Regions from separate parts of the Homo sapiens genome. Here region 2 is linked to region 1. Evidence: read pairs that join two places in POLR2A ChIA-PET (ENCODE). Cell type or tissue: GM12878. All regions are shown on one strand.

Evidence for each region. Peaks named below come from ENCODE experiments on the same cell type or tissue, not always from the same donor. Only the 100,000 strongest peaks of a DNase experiment are listed, where the experiment ranks them.
Region 2: POLR2A ChIA-PET joins it to region 1 with 9 read pairs; 4 of 35 experiments call an interaction of 5 or more read pairs at or near these places.

Annotation. Positions count from the first base shown.
Region 1 is chr16:11,324,882-11,332,881 of GRCh38, reverse strand. All of the region lies in intron 1 of LOC105371082 (a long non-coding RNA gene), which reads right to left. Among named protein-coding and RNA genes, the nearest start is that of RMI2, 17 kb to the left of the region's middle. RefSeq lists enhancers at 3,419-4,198, 4,257-4,306, 5,197-5,256, 5,317-5,386, 5,477-5,536 and 1 more. In GM12878, CTCF peaks have their summits at 4,079 and 5,964; DNase peaks (open chromatin) are centred at 3,761, 4,161, 5,271, 6,941 and 2 weaker places; H3K4me3 peaks cover 2,973 bases; H3K27ac peaks cover 4,603 bases.
Region 2 is chr16:11,229,704-11,237,703 of GRCh38, reverse strand. No RefSeq gene overlaps it. Among named protein-coding and RNA genes, the nearest start is that of SOCS1, 22 kb to the left of the region's middle. RefSeq lists a silencer at 2,458-2,752, an enhancer at 4,320-4,559 and a cis regulatory region at 6,034-6,330. In GM12878, no CTCF peak of the experiment used is centred here; no DNase peak of the experiment used is centred here; H3K27ac peaks cover 1,415 bases.

The DNA.
Region 1 (8,000 bases):
TGGAGTGCAGTGGCATGATCATAGCTCACTGCAGCCTCGACTTCCTGGGCCCAGGTAGTCCTCCTGCCTCAGCCTACTGAGTAGCAGGGACCACAGCTGCATGCCACCACACCTGGCTAATTTTTAAATTATTTGTAAACATGGGGTCATCACTAGCTGCCCAGACTCGTCTCAAACTCTGGGGCTCAAGCGATCCTCCTTCCCTACTCTCCCAAAGTGCTGAGATTACAGGTTTGAGCCACTGCGCCTGGCGAAAGTTAGCTTTAATTCAGCACTTACTGTGTGCCTGACACTGTTTTAAGTCTTTGCATAAATTATCTTTTTTTTTGGGGGGGGGCGGACAGAGTATCGCTCTTGTCGCCCAGGCTGGAGTGCAATGGCGCAATCTTGGCTCACTGCAACCTCCTTGTTCCGGGTTCAAGCAATTCTCCTGCCTCAGCCTCCCAAGTAGCTGGGATTACAGGCATCTGCCACCACGCCCAGCTAATTTTTTTGTATTTTTAGTAGAGACAGGGTTTCACCATGTTGGCCAGGCTGATCTGGAACTCTCGGCCTCCCAAAGAGCTGGGATTATAGGTGTGAACCACCATGCCTGGACACGTAACCTCATTTAAGCCTCCTGATCACTCTGTACAGCAGATACAATGATTGTACCCATTTTACAGATGAAGAAACTGAGGTTCAGAGAAGTCAAAGAATGTGCTCAAAATCACACAGCTTGTGCAGGGAAGAACCTGATATGAAACCCTGGCAGGCTGGCTCCAGAGCCTGTGTTCCTAATGTGTTAGGAATGTGTTCTCACTCATTCACACTCAGTCATTCAACAAACACTGGCTACTGGATCAAGGTGGAGGTACATGGGGCTGGCAAGTCAGGAGCTCTGGAGCCAACTGTTTCTCTGCCACTGCCTGGTTGAGTGGCCTTGGGCAAGACACTGTCCCTCTCTGAGCCTCACTTTCCCCTTCTGTGGAATAAAGGGACTGGACCATCCTAACTCATGTTTTTTCTACAGAGAGGACCTCTGTCTACAGCCAGACTTGATAATGAATTCCCCAGGAGTCCAACCTCTGGCCCTAAAAAGGGGGTTCAAGGAAATCCTCATACCCCACCTCTTTCAACAGCACTGGCCAATGGCCCCCATGCTGCAGGTAAAAACATGGCCAAAGATATGGATGAAACAAAATCCAATCCAGCCAGGCACGGTGGCTCACGCCTGTAATCCCAGCACTTTGGGAGGCCGAGACGGGCGGATCACGAAGTCAGGAGATCGAGACCATCCTGGCTAACACGGTGAAACCCCGTCCCTACTAAAAATACAAAAAAAATAGCCGGGCATGGTGGTGGGCGCCTGGAGTCCCAGCTACTCGGGAGGCTGAGGCAGGAGAATAGTGTGAACCTGGGAGGCGGAGTTTGCAGTGAGCCGAGATTGCGCCACTGTACTCCAGCCTGGGCGACAGAGCGAGACTCCGTCTCAAAAAAAAAAAAAAAAAGAAAAAGAAAAAAAAATTCCAACCCAAAAACAAAAGGCAACATTTATTGAGCACTTACTCTGTGCCTTATGTGTCTCATTCATCCTCACAATAACCCAATGGAGTTGGCACTGTTCTTATACCCATTTTACAGAAGTGGGAGATTGAGGTCTACAGAGATTTAACTTACCCAGGTCAAACAGAGCAGAATCACATCCGCTCACCATACAACCCAGCGTTTCCACTTCTGGGTGTCTAACCTAGAGAAATAAAAACTTAGATTCAAGGCTGAGTGTGGCATCTCACGCCTGTAGTCCTAGAACTTTGGGAGGTCGAGGTGGGAGGATCACTTAACCCCTGAGGTCAAGGGGGCAGTGAGCTATGATCACACTACTGCACTCCAGCCTGGGCAACACAGCAAGACCCTATGTCAAAAAGAAAAGAAAACTTACATTCACACAAAAACCTATACATAGATGTTGAGGGCAGTCTATTCATCATCACCCCAAACTGGAGACAACCCAATTTAACAGAGGAATTTAACAAGCTGTGGTACATCCACACCATAAACTACTACTCAGCAGTGAAAAGGTGTGGACTACCGATACAACCAGCAACTTGGATGAATCTCAAATACTTGGTGTTGGGCAAAAGAAGCCAGACCCAAAAGTACACATCTACAGGATTCCATTCATCTGACATTTGGGCATAGCTACAACTCTAGGGACAGAAAACAGACCAGTGATTGTCAGGGGCTGGGAGCAGGGGAGGGGATGATGACAAAAGGGTAGCAAGTGGGAATTTTTTGGAGGGATGAAATTATTTTGTGTACTGGTTGTGGTGGTGGTTAGATGACTCTCAGCTGTGTCAAAATTTAGAGAATGGGGGGCTGGGCGCAGTGGCTCACACCTGTAACCCCAGCACTTTGGGAGGCTGAGGTGGGTGGATCACTTGAGGTCAAGAGTTCGAGATTAGCCTGGCCAACATGGCAAAACCCTGTCTCTTCCAAAAAATACAAAACTTAGCCAGGCATGGTGGTGGACACATGTAGTCCCAGCTACTTAGGAGGCTAAGGTGGGAGAATCGCTTGAACCTGGGAGGCGGAGGTAGCAATGAGCTGAGATCATGCCACTACACTCCAGCCCGGTCAACAGAGTGAGTCTCTGCATTAAAAAAAAAAAAAAAAAAAAATATATATATATATATATATATACACACACACATATATATAGAATGGCACATACATACCCAGAACAGAATCCCAGCCCCGTGCAAATGACAACTTGTCACAGGTGGTGGCCCAGCTGGAAAATATTTGTTTCTTCTTCAGGGACTTCAGTCAAGAAAGCCCAGTAGTACCTAAGTTAACTACCAAGGAGAAGAGGGAGTAGAGAATGACTGCTTAATGGATACAGAGTTTCCTTTGGGAATGATGAAAATGTTTTCCAACTAAAGAGAGGTGGTAGTTGCACAACGCTGTAAATGTACTAAGCACCACTGAATTGTTCATTTCAAATTAGTTAATTTTATGTTACGTGAATTTCACTTCCATTTATTAAAAATAGGTTCCAGGCCAGGCTCACGCCTATAATCCCAACATTTTGGGAGGCCAAAGCGGGAGGATCGCTTGAGCCCAGGAGTTCAAGACCAGGCTGGGTAACAGGGAGACCCCCGTCTCTACAAAAAATTAAAAAATTAGCTGGGCATGGTGTTGTGTGCCTGTAGTCCCAGCTACTTGGGAGGCTGAGGTGGTAGGATCACTTGAGCCTAGGAAGTCGAGGCTGCAGTGAGCTGTGATCATGCCACTGCACTGCAGCTTGGATGACAGAGCAAGACCCTGTCTCTAAAAAAAATAAGTAAATAAAAAAGGTTCGACTCCCCCCTCAAAAATAGTATCCAGGGATAACTGTGCCCTAAATCTACCCCCAAGAAATTCAGGCCCTTTGAGAGGTTAAGTAACTTACTCAATGCCTCACAGCCAGGAAGAGGTTGACCCTGAAATCAGCCTGCCTCCAAAGCTCCAGTTCTTTCTACTGGAGACGGGAGAAAATGGGTTAAATATCACTCATCCCTTTCTCTCCAGGGAATTCCTCAGGAATTCCTTTCCCCTGGAGCAGTGTGACTTTATTTACATAAAAACTCTTCCAGGGACAGAAACAAGAAATGCAGACCAGTACCAGTATATTGTTGTACCTGTAACAGACCCTTTTTCTCAAAATAACCGCAATTCTGTGAAAGTGGAAGTGTTCTAGAAAATCGAGACAGAGCATCACTCCACGTGTTTGCACAGAAAGAAACAAACCTTCTGAGCAGTGCGCTGAATCCAAACGCCTGATTTCACAGGGAAGGAAGGAAAAGCGGGGTACATGAGACGTTGAAATGCACCCCCCAGGGCAGTAGGGGCATTTTTTTGAGTGAGTTTGGGATGGGGTTAGGTGGGAGGCAGGGGGATGGACAAAATGAACACCTGCCAAAGCCCCAAAGCAGTTTCTCCAACCCAGAATGCCCTGACCACCAGTGAGGGGTAGTTTCCCAACTGTCCTGGTATGAGGTTTTCTGGGGGGCCTGACCTTCATTCGAAGTTCAATGAAGCACACAGCGCCCCTGCATCAGAGATTGCTTCTGAGGGACTCAAACCTCAGCCTTGCAAAACAGCGACACTTGAGTGAACCCAGCTGGAGACAAAGGAAGTGTGAGTCAGCCCAAGAATTTCTTTTAAAAGGCCGAGTGAAGGAGGCCACAGCTGCTGAACTGGAAGACAGAATTTGCATGAGCCTGGGGCTAGGCTCTGGGCACCAACCTCCGGATGTCCTCAGGGATCTGTGAGCAGAGAGGCCTGGCTGCAAAGGGTCTGGAGGACGGCCCTTCTGCTAAGGTGTCCGCTCCCAAGGCAGAGGGCTTGGGGGAGCTGGAGGAGGCTGGGTTCCAGGAGGGGTGGCCAGGTAAGTCCTTGGGCCAGTAGGGAAGAAGTCCAACTGTGTACAAACGTTACCTCTGAGCCACACCACTACCCTGCCAGGAGGTTTGATGTGGTCCCATTTTACAGAGGGGAAGACTGAGTCTGATTTCTTCACTCAACAAGTGCTCACTGAATGCCTGGGATGCAGCGGTGAACAAAACCAACAAAAGACCCTGCTTTTATGGAGTTTATAATCTGGTGAAGGATGGGGAGAGAGCAAGAGACAATTTCGGGTGCTAAGCACATGCAGATGAAGAAAATAAACCAGGAGGGGTGGGGAGAGGGGCTTATCTGCACAGGCTCCCTCAGCTGAGACCTGAATGACAGAAGGGGCTGGTGGGCTGGGGAAGGGCCACTCCCACCAGAGGGAATGGCGAATGCTAAGGCCCTGCAGCGGGAGCGACCCTGTGTGTATGAGGAACAGAAAGGCCAGTATGGGTGCGCAGTGATGGGGGAGCAGTCAGTGATGCAGTCAAGAGGTCGGTGAGGCAAGATCAGGTAGAGACTCACAGGCCACTTAAAGGAATTTGGATTTTGCTTTAAATGTACCAGGAATGCGCATTTTTGAGGGGAGGGGTGGGGAGAGACAGAGAGAGGAGGCTGGGCACAGTGGCTCACATCTGTAATCTCAGCACTTTAGGATGCCAAAGTGGGAGGATCACTTGAGGTCAGGAAACCAGCCTGGCCAACATGTCAAAACCCCGTCTCTACCAAAAATACAAAAATTAGCCGGGCGTGGTAGTGGGTGGCCTATAAACCCATCTACTTGAGAGGCTGGGGCAGGAGAATCACTTGAGCCCGGGAGGTGGTTGCACTCCAGCCTGCGCAACAGAGGGAGATTCCATCTCAAAAAAAAAAAAAGAGAGAGAGAAAGAGAAAGAGAGAGACATGACCTGATTTTCGTTTTCAGTAGACGCCCCTGGCCGCCGCGTGGAGACTGGGCTGTGGGGGCAGAGGAGTGGAGAGACTAGCCAGGAGGCTGCAGCTGCGGTTTCACTCTACTCCCCACGGCCCGATGAGGGGAGACAAAGACAGAACTCAAGGATGGACTTGGTTTGGGACTTGAGCGACTGGGTCCATGCAGGTGTCCTTGCCTGAGGCAAGGATGGTTTGAGCCAGGGCACCCAGCCGGAGCTGGCTAGACTCCCTTTCTCCCGTGCCGCCCACCCCACAGAAGGCCCGGAGCGTTCATGCTGGCATTCAGGGACCTCCACACCCCTCCCTCCTCTTGCCTCTCCATTTTGACCTCACGCTGCTCCCCATGGCCACAGAGCTCTTGTCTCTCTCTCCTGACATGCCATGCTCAGTCCCAGCTCCAGACCTTTGCTCACGCTGCTCCTGCCTGAGGGCCCTTCCTCCTCCCTTGGCCTGAGTGGAGGCCTGAGAAGGGCTTTATAGAGCAGTGGCTCTCAAGCTAGCACCTGCCTGGATTTGAATTCCAGCACGACCACCTCCTAGCATGTGATCCTAAGCACGTTCCTTAACAGGACTCAATTTCTTCATCTGCCAAGTAAGAGTGAAAATATAAGTGCTGACCATGTGGGGTAGTTGCAGGATTAAAGAAGAAGCACTCATTCGTTTCACTCTGGGAACAAGAGAAATGTCAACCTGGTTAGCCAGTGTTACTTCCTAGTGGCACAGAAATGGCATGAGGGACTGGGCACGGGGGCCCACGCCTGTAATCCCAGCACTTTGGGAGGCTGAGGTGGGAGGATTACTTGAGCTCAGGAATTCGAGACCAGCCTGGGCAACACAGGGAAACCCTGTTTCTAGAAAAAATTAAAAAATTAGCCAGGTGTGGTGGTGCACACCTGTGGTCCCAGCTACTCTGGAGGCTGAGGTGGGAGGATCACTTGAGCCTGAGAGGTTGAAGCTGCAGTAAGTGGTGATTGCACCACTGCACTCCACCTGGGCAACACAGCAAGACCCTGTCTCAAAAAATAAAATATAAAATAAAAAATTTTTTAAAGCCTGGAGAAGCAACCGCTCTTTACTATCGCATATGGCTATATGGAAAGGGAAAAGGCTCTGGCCCACCGGGAGGGCTGTCTCCTTCATGGCCAAGTCTCCAGAGCCTCCCAGTGTCTACCCACTGGACAGAGGAACGGCCACAAGCACGCAATCATCCCTGCCCCCTGCAAGGACTTCCTACTCAGCTTTTACAGGAAGGGACTCGAAGCCAAGAGTGACACAGTGGATACACCATGGGTGGTTCCTTCCCAAGTCTTTCTGGCCAGCAGGGCCCTGGTGACATCTGAGATACTGGGTAGAGACTCATGTTTCGCTTGAAATGCAACAGGGACTCTTTGGAGGGTTTTCAGAGAGACAGAGGAGAGGCGTGATCTGATTTTCACCTTCAGTAGAATGAAAGTGAACCCACATTTCCCAGGGCAGCTCTACCCTGGCCAGTCCCAGTAATGTGACTTCCCTCAGACTCCCATGGGTGGCTTCATGCCGCAGATGCCAGGGATGGTGGGGCCTGCGGCCAGCTGGGGGCCGGGTGTCCTGCCTTCACCTACATCCCCTCTACACCCTGCAACCAGAGGCTTGAAAAGGGGAAGCCATAAGTCAGATCAAGCCTAGGCTGTGGTGCCCACTGCCACTGCTGTGGGATGTCTGCTGGAAGATGAGACCATGAGGTTTACAGGAATTGGAGCCTCTGACTAGCACTGAATGTGAAAGCAAAACTCACACGCATGCACACTCAGGCTATTGCAGACACAAGCAGACACATGGCGGCACATTCACTCCCATACACATAAGCATATATACACGCACATACACACACATGCATGTGTGTGCATGACTGCATACACAGGTGTGCATACACTCATCCACTCATGCATACACTCTGAGGCGCAGGCACACATACGCATGCACACAGACACAAAGGCTCCCAGACCCCTCTCACGTAGTCTGCCCACTTGCAACCGTAGGCTTGCTCTCCCTGGACCTCAGACCCACTCACATTCCCAGCTCCTGCCAAGAGATACACCCATTTTCCACCAGTGGAAACACACACACTCACACACACCCAAGAGCCCAGGACCATGGCCTCCAAGCAGCCCTGCACACACAAGAGAGCTGCTTGTACATGGGCACTGTCCCACAAGCCTGCCAGACCGCATGGTTGTGCACACATGCACACAAGCGCACACCAATATCCCTTCTCTCTCTTTCTCTCTCTGAGTTCACAGAGGTCAGCCTCAGAAACACAGAGAACACCTTGCTCAGGCCACTTTGACTGCAGCCAGTGGCACTTTCCGGGCCCCTTGCTGCCCCAGCCTTACCCGGCATCAAAGTCTACACTCCTGGATTTCACTGGAGTGTGCCCTCGGCCTGGAACACCCTTCTGCCTGCTCTTCCCCCTGTCCCAACATGCCAAATCGCCAGCTCTCCCCTGCCCATCCAACCAGGAAGCTCCCAGCAGTTACAGGGCACTAAAGTGTGGAGGTCCTGGGCCAGCTTGTGCTCCTCCATAAAAGTCTTAACCTCTCTGGACCTCAGAATCCTCATTACTAAAATGAAGTTCATTATTAGCATCAGACAAACCTTATTTCCTTGAGAAGGGT
Region 2 (8,000 bases), 95 kb after region 1:
ATTTCCACATTTGTTTCAAAAAATGTTTAAAGAACCTACCAATAACGTTAGTATTAAATAAATTATATATATATACACACACATATGTATGTGTGTGTGTAATGTGTGTATTTCTAACCTGATTTCTGCAGATACACACACATATATAGTTTTTTCTTTCTCTTTTTTTTGAGACACGGTCTTGCTCTGTCACCCAGGTTGAAGTGCAGTGGTGTGATCACGGTTCACTGCAGCCTCAAATTCCTTGGGTTCAAGTGATCCTTCCACCTCAGTCTCAGAGTAGCTGTGACTACAGGCACGTGCCACCACATCTGGCTAATTTTTAAAAATTTTTTATGGATACAGAGGTCTCACTATGTTGCCCAGGTTGGTCTCGAACTCCTGGCCTCAAGTGATCTTCCTGCTTTGGCCTCCCAAATTGTAGGGATTACAGGAGTGAGCCACTGCACCCAGCCTATTCTCTCTTTAGAAAAGAAAAGACACCATTTCTTATGACCCATATTGCAACACACTTTTTTTCCACTTAGCATTTCATAAGCATCCTTCTAGGTCATTGACTAGCTAGGGAGGAGCTGTCATCCCCATCAGGGCAGTAAGGAAGCCCAGGCCCAGCCAGAATGGGGAACGGACCCAGTGTTGACCTTGGGATGTGGTTTACTTCACCAAGTGCTCCTAACCGTCCACTGCGGGTTTGTTCCCTTTTCATGGATGGGAAAACTGAGGCTTAGACTGGGGAAGTCACTCTGGCTGGGAGCCCCAAAGCCCTGGGCCAAGTGGGAAGCGGCTGCTGGTCAGTCCCTGTCAAACTAGACACAACCAAGGCTTTGAGGCTGCATTATGAGAGGAGGGAGACTGGCCTCCTAGGGAGCCTGCATGGAGGCCTGGCACTCCAGTCCCTAAGGGACAGCCTTGCCTCCCTCCTGCCTCTGCCAAATTGCTGGCCCTGGAGACGTGCTGTTGTTCAACTTTTCAGGATCCATCTGGTGCAGAGACGCTCCATGGCTCTGGCTCAAACTGCGATGGCACGCCAGGCACTGCTGGAAGTGCCATGTACACCGTCTCAGTCATCCTTTCTACCACCCCATAGGGGGAAAACTGTTACAATCTCCATTTCTCAGATGAGAAAACTGAGGCCCGGAGAGGTGAAACAACTTGCTCAAGGTCACACAGCTAACATGTGGCAAGGCCAAAATTAGCCTTCAATGAGTTGTGTTTTTATTTATTTATTTATTTATTTATTTGAGACAGAGTTTCAGTCTTGTCCCCAAGCTGGAGTGCAGTGGTGTGATCTCGGCTCACTGCTGCAACCTCCGCCTCCTGGGTTCAAGTGATTCTCGTGCCTCAGCCTCCTGAGTAGCTGGGATTACAGGCACGTGCCATCATGTCCAGCTAATTTTTATATTTTTAGTAGAGACGGGTTTTCACCATATTGGTCAGGCTGGTCTCGAACTCCTGACCTCGTGATCCGCCTGCCTTGGCCTCCCAAAGTGCTGAGCTTACAGGCATGAGCTACTGCGCCCGGCCCTTCAGTGAGGTTTAAAGCCAGACAGAAGCATTAATATCCAGGTTGGAAACTTTATAAATGTGTTTTACTTTTTTTTTTTTTTTTTAAGCCGGGGTCTTGCCCTGTTGCCAGGACTGGAGTGCAGTGGCATGATCCTAGCTCACTGCAGCCTTAAACTCCTGGACTCAAGCAATCCTCCAGCCTCAGCCTCCCAAGTAGCTGGGATTATATAGACTGTGCTACCACACCTGGCTAATTTTGTTTTGTTTTGTTTTGTTTTTGTAGAGACGGAGTCTATGTTGTCTAGGCTGGTCTCAAACTCCTGGCCCCAAGTAATCCTGCATCAGCCTCCCAAAGTGTTGGGATTATAGGCATGAGCCACTGCACCTGGCGGCCAACTCTGTAAATTATTAACTACACACACACACACCACACGCTTGCACACACATGTGACAGCTGGCTGAGCGGTCTTATGTGGTATGCCACAGGGCTCCGGCCTCAGCTAATGCTCTTCCTTCCTTCTTCCTGGATTCCTTCATTAGAAGCCAGACAACCTGCTTATTGCAAGGACAATGAATTCACTGGGCAACAGAGCCAGATCCCAAACAAACCCTGGACTGGGACACTGAGTGGGTACAAAGATGAAATTGAAGACATAAATATCCTACATTTGGCTTAAAAATATCAATTGCTCCAATAGAAGGTGACTTTTTTTTTTGAGACAGAGTCTTGCTCTGTTGCCCAGGCTGGAGTACAGTGGCGCCATCTCGGCTCACTGCAACCTCTGCCTCCCAGGTTCAAGTGATTCTCGTGCCTCAATGTGTAACTGGGATTACACCACGCCCAGCTAATTTTTTGTGTTTTTAGTAGAGACAGGGTTTCGCCATGTTGGTCAGGCTGGTCTTGAACTCCTGACCACAAGTGACCTGCCCGCCTCGGCCTCCCAAAGTGCTAGGATTACAGGCTTGAGTCACCACGCCTGGCCAAGGATGACTTTTGATCTTAACACTATAGTAGGATATAAACTCAAGATTAACCATGAGCGTGGTGTGGCTTGCACAAGTTAATGTAGCAATAGGGCCATCCTCAGCAAGCATGCGCCAAATGAGGAGAGACTGGTTCTCACTCTGGAGTGAGATGGCCAGAATGAGAAGGGACACAGAATGAGATCGTGCTGGCTTATATGCTGTGTACACATGAATCCTGAGCTCTGACACCATGCCTGCACAGGCTCACGCTTGTGGGTGACAGTAAGTGGTGAAAACCGAATGGAGAACATTTATATCTGTCCTGGGTGCACAGTGTGCTCAGTAAGTGGAAGTGGCTGTGGGTTTGACAAGGAGAGGATGGGTGAAAGAATTAGGAGCACTGCCATTATTATTACTGGTGACATATCATTAGATAGGAGATATAAGAGATATAAGATATATATTATGGCCGGGTGCAGTGGCTCACACCTGTAATCCCACTTTGGGAGGCCAAGGCAGGAGGATCGCTTGAGCCCGGGAGTTCAAGACCAGCCTAGGCAACCTAGTGAGACCCCCGTCTCTACAAAAAAATAATATTTTTATTTGAAAAAGTATTATAACATAAGGCCTATTGTTTATTGAGCACCTATTATATGCAATCACTCTGCTAAGCACTTTGCAGGATCTCATTTCAGTCTGCAGTTTTCCAGATAAGTCATGTTAGAGCATCATATGAAATTGCTGGTTTTGGAGGTCGAAACCACAAGAGTGTTGGCAATTTCATATGGCTCAAGCTAATATCATTTTCATTTTATAGAGGAGGAAACTGAGGCCCAGAGAGACCAAAAGCCTGACAGTCTTTCCTTCCCAAAAGCAGGTTAAGAAAACCCCATTGGCCTGGAGGCTTCTGCCTTTTCAGAGGAATCAGATTTTGTCCTTGGTTCTTCCTCCTCACTCCCCATCTCACTCTGCCCCTGGGCCCACCACCCCGCCCCATTGTGGCCAGGTCTATATTTACAACTGGGGTTTCTGTGAACTGGGGAACTGAGGAAGTGACTTATCCCAGAGTCATCACCGAGATGGTGGTACCCAAGAATTTGAGTTCTCAGCCACCCCACCTCCACCAAAGTGAGGTTTTAGCCCCTTCTCTGGATTTCTAGGGCCTAGTCAGCCAGAAACAGAAACTATCCGCCTGGATCCAGAGAGGCCCCTGTCTGGTGGGCAGGATGAATGGGGTGGGAGATTTGTTTCCATTTCTTTTCTTTCTTTTCTTTTCTTTTCTTTTTTTTTTTTTTTAGATGGAATCTCGCTCTATTGTCCAGGCTGGAGTGCAGTGGTTCACTCTCAGCTCACTGCAACCTCTGCCTCCTGGGTTCAAGTGATTCTTGTGCCTCAACCTCCTGAGTAGCTGTGATTACAGGCGCCCACCACCACGCCTGGCTAATTTTTGTGTTTTTAGTAGAGACGGGATTTCACCATGTTGGCCAGGCTGGTCTCGAACTCCTGACCTCAAATGATCCGCCCACCTCGGCCTCCCAAAGTGCTAGGATTACAGGTGTGAGCTACTGCGTCTAGCCTTGTGTTCATTTCTCTGAGAGCAACACTGAGGCACATCTGTGCTAAGTCTGATTGTCAGCTGCCCTGAGAAGCTTGTTCAGGGGCAGAAACAAGAGGAAGTGGGTTTCTGGGCACCTAGGGGTCCCGGGCTGGTGCAGCCCGGCCTGAACATCACAGAGGCTGGCGGAGCAGCCCCTGCCCCACCGCTCCCGGGGTTGCCGGTGACCTGGCAGCTGAGCCGAGGGCCGCTGGGCTGGAGGGTGGAGTGCTGCTTCCAGGTAGTCAGACTGAGATAGACGCGGCCGCGGAGGCAGCGGAGGAGGAAGGGGGCAGCCTTGTCCCCGCTGTGCGCAGCCCGCCCGCCAGGCACAGCCGGTCTTCGGGGAAGTCGCCGAGTTGGAGTTCCAGGAAACGATAACGCTTGTTGAAACCTCTTTCTTGTGGCCTGGTCTCGTCACATGGCTTGATGGGGACCAACGTCAGGCAGGGCCACAGGCCTGAGCCCGCTCGCACCCGGCAGCCGCTGCCACCCCCAGTTCCCCCCATGAAGAGGGAGGAGGGGGTTGGGCAGGAAGGTGGGCATTTGCTGCTTCCCCATCCCAGGCACCTGGCGGGCCACAAGCAGACTGGTCCCCGCTGGCTGTTTTCACCCCAGTAACACTCCTTGTAGGCTGGCTAAGCTGGCCAGGCCTCAAATGCCCCCTCCAGCAAAACGGGCTGAGAATGCCTAGGCTACAGGCTTGCTGCCAAAGTGAAGACAGAGCTTCCTCCTGCCCCTGGAACATAGCAGATGCTGAGGATCTAGAAATTATTTTTTTTCTCTTTTCTTTTCTCTTCTTTTTTTGATAGAGACAAGGTCTTGATATGTTGCCCAGGCTGGTCTCAGACTCCTGGGTTCAAGGCATCCTCCCACCTCATCCTCCCAAAGTGCTGGGATTACAGGTGCGAGCCACTGTGCCTGGCCAGAACTAGAAATTATTTGCCCCTTTCCTATGAAGCCAGGGAATGTGTCTTTCATCTTGCTAGAGCAGGGTCTTTCTTTTTTTCTTTCTTTCTTTTTCTTTCTTTCTTTTTTCTTTCTTTCTTTTCTTTCTCTTTTCTTCCTTCCTTCTTTACTCTTCTTCTTCTACTTCTCTCCCTCCCTCCCCCTCCCCCTCGCCCTCCTCCTCCCCCCTCCTCCTCCCCCCTCCCCCTCCTCCTCCCCCCTGCCCCTCCTCCTCCTCCTCCTCCTCCTCCTCCTCCTCCTCCTTCTTCTTCTTCTTTTACTTTTTCTTCTTCCTTCTCTCTCTCTCTCAGCAGAGTCTCGCTCTGTCACCCAGGCTGGAGTTCATGGAATGATCTTGGCTCACTTCCACCTCCATCTCCCAGGTTCAAGTGATTCTCCTGCCTCAGCCTCCCAAGCAGTTGGGATTACAGGCATGTGCCACCACACCCAGCTAATATTTTTGTTTTTTTGGGGGGCATTTTTAGTAGAGATGGGGTTTCATTTATGTTGACCAGGCTGGTCTTGAACTCCTGACCTCAAACGATCTGCCCACCTCAGCCTCCCAAAGTGCTGGGATTATGGGCGTGAGCCAGTGTGCCCGGCTGGAACCAGAAATTCTTTACTCCTGTCCTGTGAAGTCAGGGAATGTGTCTTTCATCTTTCTAGAGCAGGGTTTCTTGACCTTGGCTCTATTCACATTCAGAGCCTGGTATGGGAGGCTGCACTGTGCACTTTAGGACGCTTAGTGGCATCCCTGGCCTCTACCCACTAGATACCAGTAGTACCCACCCCTACAGCGATTTGTAACACTGAAAATGTCTCCAGACATGCCCAGATGTTCCCTGCATGGCAAAACCCTGATTTAGATTCAGCGCCTGACACATAGTAGTTGCTCAATAATTAGCAGGTCTTCAACCAGCAGGTCTGGTTCATTTTCACACCCTACCACCTGGCATCCGAGGGGTGCCAAGGGGTAAGTTGGGAGGCCATTTACCCTCCAATCTTTATCAACACCCATCATAAATATACTATCTAAATAAAACCTGTGCTGGAGGCTTAGAGTTTGAGGACAGCAAAGTGAATTGGGGTGGGTCAGTCCTGAAACAAGGAGGGAAGGGAAAGGCCACGTGCCTGTCAGGGAGACGCCCCTGGCCCCATCCCCCTGCTTGCTTCCTGGAAGCTGGCAGCCTGCTTTCTCTGCAGTCAGGAGGTCACAGGGATCCTCTCAGACGACGCTTCCGATGCTGGCTTTGGGATCTTACAAGGACAGCCAGATCCCAACAAGCCTCCCCTGTCCACACGTCCTGCCACAGACATGGAGCTTCCAAGGGTCTTCATTTCCCAGTATCTTTTTCAGTTCCCTGCTCTTCAATACGAACGTGCAATGGAGGGTCACTGAAACCTTGAGGGCAGCTTGTAAAATGAAAGTCAAAGACCGAAACCAAGAGAGGAAAAAAACTCCAAAAAAACAGAGCCAGGTGGGGAGAAACAAAAGTCTTCGAGAAAATAAGGAAGCTTCAGAGAAATAAAATATATTGCATTCATATAAGAAGAATAAGATGCTGTGAAAAGGAACACTCAGAATAAGAGAATAAGAAAGAACTAGAGGCTGGGCACAATGGCTCACGCCTGTAATCCCAGCACTTTGGGAGGCCGAGGCAGGGGGATCACGAGGTCAGGAGATTGAGACCATCTTGGCTAACACGGTGAAACCCCACCTGTACTAAAAATACAAAAAATTAGCCGGACGTGATGGTGGGTGCCTGTAGTCCCAGCTACTCGGGAGTCACATTATTATTATCATTGTCATCCAACTCGATGTGCTTCTTTCTAGCCAAATGACCTTGGGACAATTCCTTCACCAATTTGAGTTTGTATTTCCCCATCTATGAGATGGGGAGACATTATCCCCAAGAAGGATCAGAATAGGGCTGAAATGAAATAAAAATAGCAGCTGGGTGCGGTGGCTCACGCCTGTAATCCCAGCCCTTTGGGAGGCCTAGGCAGATGGATCACTTGAGGTCAGGAGTTCGAGACCAGCCTGGCTAACATGGCGAAACCCCTTCTCTACTAAAAATACAAAAATTAGCCGGGCATGGTGGCAGGTGCCTGTAATCCCAGCTACTCGGGAGGCTGAGGCAGGAGAATCGCTTGAACCTGGGAGGCGGAGGTTGCAGTGAGCTGAGATTGCACCGTTGCACTCCAGCCTGGGCAACAGAGCGAGACTCTGCCTCAAATAAGTAAGTAAGCAAGTAAGTAAATGAATAAATAAAAGTTAAAATAGCCCCCTTTGAAGGACCCTCCTGCGTCTGTCCCCCACTTTAATACCTAAGTCTGAATCACCCCTGGCTCTTAGGCCTATCCATGAGGAGCCCAGAGCAGAGGCTCAGGGAGGGTTTGTGGGCCTGATTCAACTCTGACCTCTGAGCTGTGAAGGACACTGTCCTTCCCAGGGCTGGTCCTGCCACTCAGGACTCCTTCCTCTCACCTGCTTCCTCCTCAGAAAGGCCTTTGTCCACTTGACTGTCCCTTGGTCCTGCTCCAGGCCTCCAGGGCTCTCCCAGTACGATGTTGCCATCAGACAACACATGAGGCTTTGCAGAGATGCCAACAGGAAGGGCCCTCTGGCATCTGGCCCAGGATCAGGCCTTACCTGGCAGATCCAGAAGCAGAGACCTTAAAAGGGCCAAGGCAGGTGCTGTGCAGAGTCCTGGCTCTGCAGCTCAAGGCGGCTCCACATCAGAGTCCCACCACGGCTCCTTCTGCCGTGCCAATGGGAGCCAGTTCACTTCTTGAGCTCTTGCGTCGCAGCTGAAAAATGGGAATAACACTGGCATTTATCCTATAGGGGCATATACATTGTTCATTTATTCAACAAACATTCACTGAACATTTATTATATGACAGGCATTCTTCCTGGCTCTGGGCTGTTGGCAGTGAATAAAACAGACCAAATCCTCTGCCCTTGAGGAACGTATGGTCTAGC